Linked DNA regions of Homo sapiens: region 1 is linked to region 2. The links are chromatin contacts, found by Hi-C in ENCODE. All regions are on one chromosome and are shown on one strand. The core of a region is the stretch at or near the end of the contact, and the rest is flanking DNA. Distances in the headings are between cores, read along the strand shown. Region 1 overlaps ADAM17 (ADAM metallopeptidase domain 17). Region 2 has its middle 57 kb from the start of LINC01814.

Region 1 (6,388 bases), core at 2,196-4,695, 1.0 Mb before region 2:
CTGTAATCCCAGCTACTTGGGAGGCTGAGGCAGGAGAATCACTTGAACCAGGGAGGTGGAGGCTGCACTAGCCGAGATGGTGCCACTGCACTCCAGACTGGGCAACAGAGTGAGACTCTGTCTCAAAAAATAAATAAATAAAATAAATAAAGTTCATACTGATGAGTATTTTTAAAAAAGTAAATAGATATTGCAGAGGTGTTAATGATGGTAACGATGTTTAGAAAATTCTAACATAATTTAAATTAATTGAATGCTTATAAAACCTTTTGTTTTTGGTGCTACTTTATAACCATCAATCATGTGCTAAATATTATCTTTATATATGAAGAGATAAAGATTTTGTTCAGGACCCCACAGCCTGGTGGTGAGCTGGGTCTAGATTTTACTGTTCTATTTATTTATTTAGCTAACTAGTTACTTAGTTTCCAGGATTCTTTAACCTGCTTCATATTTATTTATTTTTAAAAACAGGGTCTTGCCATGTTGCCAAGGCTGATCTTGAACTTCTGGGCTCAGGTGGTCTTTCCATCTTGGCCTCCCAAAGTGCTGGGATTACAGGTGTGAGCCACCATGCCTGGCCCAAATTTAATATTCTTTCTACATTGAGTTCCTCTTACTTCTTAGCATAAATTGATGGATATGTTCTATTTCAGTAGTAATTTTAATACCACGTATTGTTTTGCACATTGAAATGTTAAATAATTGCAGGCCTCTTTTTAAAGTCTTTAGGAAGCTTTATTCAGTATCAAAAAACAGACACATGGAGAATTGACTGAATTATTCTTTATTTATTTATTTTTTTGAGAGTCTTGCTCTGTCGTCCAGGCTGGAGTGCAGTTGTGTGATCTTGGCTCACTGCAACCTCTGCCTCCTGGGTTCAAGCGATTCTTGTGCCTCAGCCTCTCAAGTAGCTGGGACTACAGGTGCACAGCACCACGCCTGGGTGATTTTTGTTATTTTTAGTAGAGACAGAGTTTCACCATGTTGGCCAGGCTGGTCTTGAACTCCTCACCTCAAGTGATCCACGATCTCGGCCTCCCAAAGTGCTGGGATTACAGACAGGGGCCACTGCATCTGGCCATCTTTATTCTTTATATAGGACAAGCCTTCTCAACTATGTTAAAAAATAAAAGGAATATGTGCGTCTGGTTTAAAAAACAAGCCATGGAGGATATGCAAAGTTTTTACTTCTAACTCAGTTAGACTTCTCAGACCCAGAGAGGTTTCCTTTGTAAACTTCCAATTTTTTGTTTTGTTTTGTTTTTTGTTTTTTGAGACAGAGTTTTTGCTCTTGTCGCCCAGACTGGAGTGCAATGGCACGATCTTAGCTCACTGAAGCCTCCACCTCTCGGGTTCAAGCAGTTCTCCTGCCTCAGCTTCCCGAGTAGCTGGGATTACAGGAGCCCACTGCCATGCTCAGCTAATTTTTGTATTTTTAGTAGAGATGAGGTTTCACCATGTTGGCCAGGATGGTCTTGAACTCCTGACCTCAGGTGATCCACCTGCCTCAGGCTCCCAATGTGATGGGATTACAGGTGTGAGCCACCGTGCCCGACCCAAAATATTTTAATGCATGTTTTTTGCCTATAGGTCTCTGTGTGTGTATAGGTGATATAGATAGCATATTTACCTCATTTTAAACAGCTGCATAAATATTCCTATTGCATAGAATTGTAACAACATACTGACTAATACACTACAGATGGATATTGTTTAACCAAAGTGATTTTTTTAATACAACAAACAGTGCTCTAGTGAGTATCTTTGTAAATGTGTACCTTGATGAGGTGTTTTTATAGGATATATTCCTGGAAGGAGAATTACTGGGTCAAGGATATGTATACTATGTTTATTGATATTGCTCTTTCCTCCCAAAGAGATTTGACAAATTTATTCTTCCAGCAGCAATATATGAGTTTACCTGTTTCCTGTTATCTTTGCCAATAGTAGGTTTATCAGCCTTTAACTGTCACCCCTCTAAAGGGCATGGCATTTTATAGTTGTTTTGATTTTCATTTTGTGTGACATTGAGCATCTTTTTATATATTTGTAAGTAATTTGTTTTATATTTCTGTAAACTGCCTTTTTATCTCTTTTGACTATTTTTCTATTGAATTTGTCTTTCTAACTACTGAATTGTAGCAGTGCTTAGTATATTAAGGAGATTGGTTCATTGTCATGTGGTTATTTTAGGCAAATTTTTAATGCAAATTAATTTTTCCTAGCTATTGCAATTATCCTTAGGTTATTTTTTAATGACTTCTTTTTATTCGATTTTATGTCAGAATATTATAGTATTGGTTATTAGCTTTCAACTTACACCAAATTTGAGCAGATTGGTAATATTAATAGCTACAGTTAATCAGGTACTTATTTTCTGTAATTTACTGGCATTTTACATAAGTTATCTCTAAAAGTGATTCCTTTTTTGAAGGAACAAAAAAAAAAAAATTAAGGCTTAGACAGCTTAGTAACTTGCCCAAGATTACTCAGCTAGTAAATGACAGATACAAGATTTGAACAAAGGTTGGACTCCAAAACTTGTGTTATTTCTGCTATACTGGTGGAGAGTTTGGTGAAGAAGTGGATATAGTAGCAAGAAATAAGTAGGAGCGAAGGAAGAGTGAGGAAACTATAAAATGAAAAGAACTCAAAGTTTAGCTTTTTGGGTTTCTTTGGATTTGAAGTGGCCTGTAGAATCCGTATTCTAGAGGCAAAAACTTCCATAGCCTTACATATTTCTCTTTCAAGTTTCGTAGATGACATTGATTCCCTAAGAAAATATTAAATCGTAGCCACTTGTTATCTTTTCTCTGTGTAAGAAAGCAGGGAAGTATGTAATTTATTTTACAAAGTTTCCATACTAAATATTTAATGGGAAATTTATCTAACAGTCTATGGAATTTTATACCAGGTGTTTTAAAATAGGTTATTTCCTTTAATCCCCAAAACCGTTCAGTTATTAGGTGATATTATTTCCATTTGTAGATAAATACTTAGGATTCAAAGATTGAGGCCAAGGTCGGACAGTGAGTAAATGAAAGTAGGACTTAAGCCAAGTTTGTCAGACTCCAAAGCCCATACCCTTTCTTTTCTATCATATTGCGTCATTAAAGTTTAAAACAAGAACAAAAACAAAGATAGCTGAAGTAATCAGTTTGTATCAGGGCTGAATTAACTCTATGAAACCCCTCATTACTTGATGGTAAATGAGAAGATTCCGTTTTTCGATAGCAGTGGAAGGCAAAGTAATTTAAACCAAGATCATTGCATTAAATTTGGATGTAACTATTAGAGGTTGAAAAAGCATAGAAACACTGAGAGGTTGTATGAAGAGTTGAAGTAACTTAAGAAAAAAAGAAACTTGTTTAAAATTTGCCTTACAAGTTTCATTTCCTTTTTGTTATAAATCAAGAAATTATCAGCTAGGCGTGGTGACTCACACATGTAATCCCAGCACTTTGGGAGGCCGAGCTGGATGGATCATGAGGTCATGAGGTCAGGAGATCGAGACCATCCTGGCTAACACGGTGAAACCCCGTCTCTACTAAAAATACAAAAAATTAGCCAGGCGTGGTAGCAGGCGCCTGTAGTCCCAGCTATTTGGGAGGCTGAGGCAGGGGAATGGCGTGAACCCAGGAGGTGGAGCTTGCAGTTAGCCGAGATTGCGCCACTGCACTCCAGCCTGGGCGACAGAGTGAGACTCCGTCTCAAAAAAAAAAAAAAATCAAGAAATTATCTTATTTTTAAATAACGAAAAAGCTGCGGAGTATATACTGTTTTGATACTTTTTTGATGTTGCCTGAATTTTTTTGGAAAAAGTTAAATGTTTCTCCTAAAAGTGAAATATATCAGATTACTTGAGAAGGTCTAGAACTGATAAAGAAATGAAAGTGATATACCTGACTAAATGGACCATTAAAAATGGTTAGGGTAATAATGTTAATTCAAACTGGTTAGCTGGTCTTTAGTTACTGTAAATTCTTAAGTCAAAAGTCAGAAAGATAAAACGTTAAAGAAATCTGTAAGAAAATGACTTCACATAATTTTGGGAGGATAAAGTAAAAGAAATTTTGACATTCTGTTGGACGTTTTATAACTCAAAAGCTAATATTGGAAAATCAAAAAACATGAATTTTATAATCGCTTGGTCTTTATCTTTAGAAAAGATTCTTAATGTAGCAAATGAAAAATGCAATTCCACTGATTTCTTTCTGAAAAGAACATTAAGTAATGTTGCAACTCTTAGCTTTAAAACAAAATAATAAGACATTTATAATAAGTATGCTTTTGAAAGTTCTCAGCATAACTGGAGGGAAAAATCATAACTGAGAATGTGTGGGAAGATATGTTTTAGGATAGCAGAAGAAAATGTTCCAAGGATTTACGAAATAATGTTCTATTGTCTTTTCCCTTTGACCATTAAAAAACCACAAGCAAACTAAAATTACCTTGTTATGCTCAAAAAGTTAAAAATATTTGTTGCCATGGAGATAGTCCCAGTCTAGATTTCTTTCCGGTAGTTTAAAGACTTTTGCAATCCCATGGGGAAGTAATATATTTTCAGTACAACAGCTGACAAAATTTGTTTCTGTGGGTGAGATGAATAATATACCTTTCTTTGTCTTTGGTGTTCATGGACACATTGAAAGACTATAAATAATACTTGAGAAAGTCTTGCTCACCACTCCTAGTTTTCATGTAAGGATGGAAAGTCATAGAAAACAAAAAGAATAGTAAGCCAATTAAAGAACTGGACTGAAACTCAACAAAAAGAATAGTAAGCCCACTAAAGAACTGAAGTGTATACCCCCTCCCCTCTCCTCCCCTCCCTTCCCCTCCCCTCCCTTCCCCTCCCTTCCCCTTCCCTTCCCCTCTCTTCCCCCTCCCCTTCCCCTCTCCTCCCCCTCTCCTCCCCTCTCCTCCCCCTCTCCTCCCCTCCCCTCCCCTCCCCTCCCCTCTTTTCCTGTCTTCTGGTGCCAATGGAGTCTATATTCTAATGTCTGTCTTAGATACCTTGTATTTATTTTCCTAACTGTAATTGTGGGTTACTTTTTTGCAAGATATGTTGTTTTGAGGAGGAAAAAAAGCACGAGTACTTTTTTTTTTTCTTATTTTGAGCGGGAGTCTCGCGCTGTCAACCAGGCTGGCGATCTCGGCTCACAGCAGGCTCCGCCTCCCGGGTTCACTCCATTCTCCTGCCTCAGCCTCCCAAGTAGCTGGGACTATAGGCACCCGCCACCATGCCTGGCTAATTTTTGTATTTTTAGTAGAGATGGGGTTTCGCTGTGTTAGCCAGGATGGTCTCGATCTCCTGACCTCGTGATCCGCCCAGCTCAACCTCCCAAAGTGCTGGGATTACAGGCGTGAGCCACTACGCACGGCCGCATGAGTACTTTTAAATATAGAAAGCAGCATTTATTAATTTTGCACAGCAATAAGAATTTTCTCATAGTCCACCCAGCTTGATAGAGACAGCATAGTACAGGGTTTTGAAATAAACCAGGTTTATTTCCCAGTTTCACCATTTACTAGCTGTGTAACTTTGAGTAGGTTGATTAGCTTCCAAGCCTCAATTTGTACTTGTGTGAAGTGGGGATAATAGATGCATAGTACCTAACACCAAGTAGGTGTTCAATAAATGGTATATAATAGGATTAGTTTTTGATAATAATTTTTTTAGATAATCAGGATTCCAACTTAACTACGCAGTCATGTGTGTTTCCTTATTCTTCAGTGTTTTCCAGGAGAGATGAATGTATAAGTTCTTTGAATATCTTTACCCTAGTGTGAGTTTATTGTGATCTGCTGTTTTTATAGCTAAATAAATTAGTTCATTTGTCGTTACAGGAGATATATTGCTCTAAGTACCTAATAAGACTTTAGTTGTAACTTGCATAGTGTTTTATTAATGTCAATGCTTCTGGCTTTTTAAGAAAGTTTAATTATGTGAAAATGAGACTTAAAATTTGTGTGCTTAGAGTAAAATATGAATGCATTTTTCTTCAGGCATTTTAAATTATACCTGACATCAAGTACTGAACGTTTTTCACAAAATTTCAAGGTCGTGGTGGTGGATGGTAAAAACGAAAGCGAGTACACTGTAAAATGGCAGGACTTCTTCACTGGACACGTGGTTGGTTAGTATGGAGCTTGTTGGTTTGCCCCTGTGTCTGGTGTATTAGGTCTCCAAATCTAACTTGATTGCATATTCTTTTCTGGTGCAGGATAGTGGGGACGGGGTGTCATAGAAGTGCTATTCTTTGACTTTTCTTTGAGGTATATAAGTTTAGAGGCAGGAACATTCTAATAGAAGGAAATGAGTATTATCTAAATGTCATACTAGCTGGCTGGTTTAATGATTAAAATTAAATTCTTCTTAAGT
Region 2 (6,404 bases), core at 2,646-5,145:
CAGGAGAAAGCTGATGACGACTGGTGGTGGCAGGTGGTCTTCCTGGGGCCCGTATACCTGAGCTGAAGGGGGCAGGCTCTCCAGGGCCAGGCAATGGACTGGTTGTGGGGGCTGAGGGTGAGGGGGAGGTGGCATGGTACCCAGGCTTCTGGTGAGGATGCTGTGTGTGCATTGAGACGCCTCCCCAGGAAAGAAGGCACAGAATGGGGGAGAAGGGGTGGGTCTAGGGGCAAATGGGCTTTGAATCCAGGCCTTTAAGATACCAAAGCCCCAATTCTCTTTTCTGCTGTCCCAAAGCTAGTGGACTGGAAGTGAACACCCCCTCCCTGGGGGTATTCAAGCCTAGTCAGATGGCCTGAAGTTGATCACAGGTCCCTAGAACCCAGGATGTGGGTGGGAAATGGAAGACCGCCTGTGTGCGGGCTCACATCTGCCTGCACTCTTGGAGTCTGTTTGTCCTGTGGAAGTCACTTTGGAGCCAGGGAGCTGCTTTTTAGCTCCTTGTCACCACCGCCTGATGCATCTCATTAGTCCTGCCCTCCAGCTGACAAGCATCAGCCCCTCTGACTACAAGATGGCTTCACCTAAGTGCTTCCCTCTGGCAAAGCTAAATATTAATTATCTCTCTTTATTTCAAGATTATTTATGGGTGCTAATGTCACCCATCATGGAGTGGGAAGTTGGTGCCAGGAGACATGAAGCAGTGCTAAGTCAGAGGGAGCTGCAGAATGTCCCTGACATTGGAGAGGTGGCTGCTGCCTGGGTAGCCCGGCCTGCTTGTTATTGGGGGTGCCTCTGAGTGATGGCCCAGGTGGCTGTCATCCCAGGTGAAACTGCAGGATCGGAGGGAACAGAAATAGTTTGCTCAACCTGGGTGCTCAAGTGAGAGCCAGTCCCGTGGAACCAGAGCTGATCATTTGTGCAAGGCTCAGCTGAGAATGTGTCTGTACGTTTCAGGTTTTGGCAGGTGAATACACATCGAGTGGACCGAGGATGTGCCGGAAACATGCTGGCCCTGGAGCGAGAAGGGCTCAGAAGACAGGGCCCTGTGTGTGGGTGGGTGGAGGTTTAAAACTGGACACAAGTCTGTATCATAGAACTGCCCCTGTGGGTGTGTTGTATTTGTGCGTGTTTGTGTGTACCTGTGTGTGTGTGTGTGTGTGTGTGTGTGTGTGTATGAGCATGGGTGTGGGGGACATTTTGCCCATTAGAGGGGATCCCTGGACTGATGGAAAGTAAGAGGAATAATGTCCTTTGATGAAAGGTCCGTCTCCTTGTGTGACCCATGTCCTTGGTGCACAGATGCTCACCGAATCTCCACTCTTGGATGGAGATGCGTGCTGGGGAGGCTTCTGCTTGCTGCTGTGTGGACTCTGGTAGATGCTGTCCCTCCAAAGGGCAATCTCTGATGGAAGGTGGAGGAGCAGGAGAAGGTCAGTGTGAAGCCTGGAGCTTCCAAAAGGGTAGGCAGAGAGGATAGCCTGTCATGCTGATTACTTCCAAGTAATGTAGCAGATCTGTAATTATAATATGAGGTCATCTTAATTTGAATGATGTAAAATAATGTCTAATTAGACACCATCTCATCTTTTAGAGACTTGCCATAGTTCAAATGGAAAACCTTTCAACTTCTTGGTGGTGAGCTTTGAAAATCTCATCCTCTCTCAAGTCTCTCTCTCCCCTTGCCAGCCCTGTAGTCACTGGCCTCCAGCGGCTTGCAGCCTGTGTACTGGCACTCCTTGGCTCGTCTGCCAGGCAGAGGGAGAGGCAGGGCTGGAGGTGGCCTCTGGAGGAGCCAGCAGGGATTTGGAGGCGGCCAGACTCCCCCCTTCTCTCAGGGAAACTCCTTTTCCTGGGAAAAAGTGTTATAGAGGATGGAAGACTCACATTAGGAACCAAGACACCTGGGCTTCAACCCGGGACAGCCTCCAAACCACAGACCCTCCTGTGAACACCCCGCCTCTCTGACCCTCGGACTCTTCATCTGTGACTTGGAACACAGGTGGTGCTAGTCTGCGAGAGGAGGTGAAGGAGGAAGGCTGGAATGGAGCAATGTTTCTTAACATTTTTGGAAGCCTCATTGCTCTTCAAGTTGGGCTGAAGGGTTTCGCTGCCAAAATCAAGTCATGACATTTCCCCCTGGCTTGTAGGAACAAGGACATCAAAAGCTACCAATGGCAAATGTCTCCATGTTCTCCACTTGCCATCTCGGGGGCCTGCAGCACACTCGGACCTTGCCAGGCTTCTCTGAGCACCCTGGGAGTCAGTCCACCCTGCTTGCCCCTTGTCACCTCCTGCCCAGATTGTACCGTTGGACTTTTCCACAAGTGGCCTCTGGCTGAGAGGATCTCAGCATCTCTGCTGGCCCTGCTCTTTCAGTCTGGCCTCTCCCCAAGTGTGACTGAGCCCCTCCCTGCGTCCCCAGGCAGCCATCTTCAACAGCTTTACTGAGGAGGATTACATCCCCTCCTGGAGCCTGCCTGCTGTGCCAACCTTTTAGAGGGTGCTGGTGGGGGTGTTTCCTCACTGCCTTGGGGGTGGGGAGCAGGGCCTGCTCTTCTGTTCCCTCCCCACCTTGTCTTCACTCCTGTCCCCTGTCTTGCCTTTTACATGTGAAGCAGAGCACCTAAAACCTCACACTGAGAAATCTGCATTTAGGGCAGTTCACCTTTTAGTGCTTCCCCCATATAACGGGAAATACTCAAATACTCCGGCCCACATCTGCATGAATTAAAAGGCTCATCTAAGAGAAAGTCTTTCCAGAGGACAGAGTTCTCTCTCAGAATGCAAAAAGTGGGTACATTTACCAAAAACAGGCTAATTGGTGATGCAAGTTGGCTAGGTCTCCCTCTGGAATAGAACGTTCTCCATTTTAAGTTTCTCTTTCATAAGTGTGTCAATTAAAAATTTAAAATCGTGTTAAAACACACGTAACATAAAAATGACCATCTTAACCATTTGTAAGTGTGCTGTTCAGAGGCATTAAGTTTCTCTTCTATAATTTTTAATACCTTGGGACTTGTTACCACCTGACGGACTGCTTTATTCTATGAGATCCTATTTTAAGTTGAATGTCTGTGCTTCTGGGTGTCCCACAGAGAGCACTGCTGCTCCTGGTGTGGGCGGTGGTGGTGGTGGTGGGGGGGTCATCTTGGAGACACTTCTGGAGCCCTTTGCAGCTGCCTCTTTGGGTTCTTCCCTGGTTTGATGTCGGCACAACATCCTCCACTTATTAGCCCTGTGACTTCAGACAAGTGTGTCAGTTTCCTTATCTGTAATATACAAACATTGAGCCTCTCCTGGGGGAGAGGAGACAAGGACCAGATAGATAATTATGTCCCGAGAGTAGCCAGCGTGCCCTGGCCCCAGGAAATGGCTTCTTGCTGTGACTGCCTGGGGTGGTCACAGCAGCTGCCTTAGCCAAGCAGGAAGTGGAGCGCAGGCCAGATCCTGTTAGAGCAGGTTGAAAACATGGAAGTGAGTCCAGCAAGGGAAACTGTGAAAACTAGCCAGGCCTGAAGCTGATCGCTGACCTCCTCCGTGGTAAAATCGATACGGACTATCCACTTCCCCTTTGTGCCTTGGCTTCGTAGGAAAGTCCCTGCAGGTGTGAGCTGAGAAGCACAAAGAAGGCTGGGAGATAGCAGCCCTGGAAAAATAATTCCACCTGTAAACACCTGTGTTAACAAGTGCTGTATTTGTGCAGCTATTTTCTTTTTCAAATACTGTTGACACACACCTATTCTCTTACCCTGCTCAGGTGTGTGTTGCATGGCATCTGGAGACCTGCTGGCCAGGGGCCAGCCTGCCTGTCTGAAATGCTTCCCTTCTCTGCCCAGCAACGTGGGGCGTGGGAGGCCACGGCTCTCTGCGGCTTGGCTGTAGCTTTAGCGCTGTTGGGCTGACGGCCTGGAGTTCAGCCAAGTCCCAATGAGCATGAGGTCTGAGACCTCAGTGAGACAGGAAGGACCAGCCTGGGGCCCCTTAGGGGACAGTGACCCCAGCTGGATGAAAGAGGACACCTGCTCTTTTCCTGGCTGGTTAGGGTCACTTTGCATTTTAACACCCAAGGGAAATTTGAACCCTTCCACCACCTGATCCCGCCAGCAGCGGCTGACCCAGGACAGGGGAGTGAGAGATGTCCAGGTTCCAACAAGGAGCCCTTCAGAGGTAATGCGGGGAGGGGCGGCAGTCCGTTCCATGCAGCTCTCCTGCAGCCTGAAGAGTTCCAGCATCCTTTCCCAGCTCCATCTTACTCCATGGAAGCCCTGTGCAATTAACTCCTGTCCTACCCTGGCCACTGGTTTCAACCCTAATGCACGGTAGAATCACCAGGGGATCTTGTCAAGGTCCTGATGCTCAGGCCGCAGGCCTAGGGATGCTTGTTCACTTCATCCCAGGCAGGGCCTTTGAAAAGTTTTGAAAATCTCCCCAACCAGTCTCATGGGTGGTCAGTTGGGAACGACTCCCCTAGCAAGATAGTGGGACATCTCATCTCGGTGTATTTATAAACTAGCAACCTTTGGTTTCGAACGGCTGTGCATTTACAGAAGCATTGCAAAGATAACGCAGAGGATTCCTGGACACACCTCACTGGTTTCCCCATTGTGACAGCTTGCATCTCCCTAGCACGTTCCTCACCACTAAGGAACTAACATTGGTTGGTTCTTTCAGCTAAGCGCCACGGTTTATGTGGATTGCACTAGTTTTTCCCTAAGGCCTTTTTCTGTCCCAAGATTCCCCTCTAGGATCCCACATTGCATTTGGTTGTCACATCTTGGTGGCCTCCTCTGGTCTATGACAGTTTCTCAGACTTTCCTTGTTTTGGATGACCTTGACAGCTGTCGTGAGGATTGGCCAGGTATTTTTGTAGAATGCCCTTCAGTTTGGGCTATCTGATATTTTTCTTATGGTTAGACCGCGGTTACGGGTTCTCGGGAGAAGCCCACAGAGGTGAAGTGCCATTTTTATCGTATGCAATCAAGGGTGCGTGCCTATCAACAGGACTGATCGCAGCCAATGACCTTGAGCTTCTGGCTGAGCTGTGTTTGTTGGGTTTCTCCCAGCAAAGTTCTCTCCTCCCCCACTCCTTTCTCAGACCTGCCCTTGGGAAGCAAGTCACCAAACACAGCCCACACCTGAGGGCAGGGAAAGTCATGCTCCACCTCTTCGAGAGGTGGGTAACTACATAAATTATTTGGAATTCTTCTTTAAGGGTGGATTGTCTCTTCTTCCTGTTATTTGTTCAATCATTTATTTATATCGATGTTGGCTCATAGGTACTTATTGTATTCTCTGGGTTATAATCCAATAGTAGTTTGTTGCTCATACTCTTCCAACTTTGGCCATTGGGAGCTTTTTCGGGATCTGGGTGCCCCCCCTCCTTTTTTTTTTTTTTTTTGAGACAGAGTCTTACTCTTGTGGCCCAGGTTGGAGTATAATGGTGAGATCATAGCTCACTGCAGCCTCCTCGAATTCCCAGGCTCAAGTGGTCCTCCCACCTCAGCATCCCTAGTAGGTGGGACTATAGGCATGTGCTACCATGCTTGCCTGATTTTTTTGATTTTATGTAGAGGAGAAGTCTCACTATGTTGCCCAGGCTGGTCTTGAACTCCTGAGCTCAAGTGATTTTCCTGCCTCAGCCTCCCAAAGTGCTGGGATTCCACGGGGCGTGAGCCTCATGCTTGGCCCCATTGTCCCTTTGATGTGCTCCCATCCATTGTTTTGTGAGCACTTCCTTGCTTAAGGAGATGGCTGAACACCTGCAAGATTCTGTTTTAGACACTATTTTCGCATTTTCATTGCTTAATAATAACCCTCCCTTTGGTGAATGCATACACTCTCTTCCTCTCTTACCCACAGTTTTCATTCTTGTCCTAGGAGTGGTGTCATGGGGATGTAAGCCTCCTTAGTAAAGCTGGGGCAGATGGAGTCCTGGATGGAGGGTTGTCTGGCTGGTTTGTACCCAAGCTCTGCTCCTCACCAGCTGTGTGATCTGGAGCTAGTTCCTTGACCTCTATCAACCTCCAATTTCTGATCAATGAAAAGGGAGCGATGCTACATATCTCAAAGGAGAGTTGGGAGCATAGGAGGAGGTGCTCAATGAAGGTGGCTTTAGTGTTTGTGTCCCTGGCCCTGTCACAAAGCAACTGGGTGACTTTTTTGACCTCTTTGGACCTCAGTTTTCTTATCTGTAAAATCAGAGGACTGGACCAGGTGGTCTCAGAGGACGCTGCCTTCTGGATGTTCCCTAAGACCTGGGTGTAGCTGGCTGGTGGGGATGAGTGAAGAGGAGTGAGCTGGAGGGGGAACTGCAGGCTGTGGCCTGGATGCAAGCAGCCTTGCGAATCTGCCAGCCAGAGAAGATGGCTTTTTGCCCTAGAAGACAGGATTTTACCCTGAAA

The links. Hi-C counts contacts between places; a loop is a spot of excess contacts on that map.
Region 1: a loop to region 2 is called in a map with no recorded cell type, with 5 times the contacts of the local background. The contact joins two enhancer-like sites. A Hi-C loop is called at or near these places in 2 of 37 single-sample maps with no recorded cell type.

Annotation. Positions count from the first base shown.
Region 1 is chr2:9,536,453-9,542,840 of GRCh38, reverse strand. It overlaps ADAM17 (ADAM metallopeptidase domain 17), which reads left to right. Exons shown (of 19, transcript NM_003183.6): 3 at 6,013-6,143. Among named protein-coding and RNA genes, the nearest start is that of ADAM17, 16 kb to the left of the region's middle. RefSeq lists an enhancer at 887-1,066. Within about 2 kb of position 3,445, at least 14 of the 41 ENCODE cell types and tissues checked have a DNase peak (open chromatin) inside an H3K27ac peak, as active enhancers do.
Region 2 is chr2:8,523,227-8,529,630 of GRCh38, reverse strand. No RefSeq gene overlaps it. Among named protein-coding and RNA genes, the nearest start is that of LINC01814, 57 kb to the left of the region's middle. RefSeq lists enhancers at 3,148-3,217, 3,228-3,287, 4,168-4,277, 4,328-4,397, a silencer at 3,237-3,426 and a cis regulatory region at 2,880-4,601. Within about 2 kb of position 3,895, at least 21 of the 41 ENCODE cell types and tissues checked have a DNase peak (open chromatin) inside an H3K27ac peak, as active enhancers do.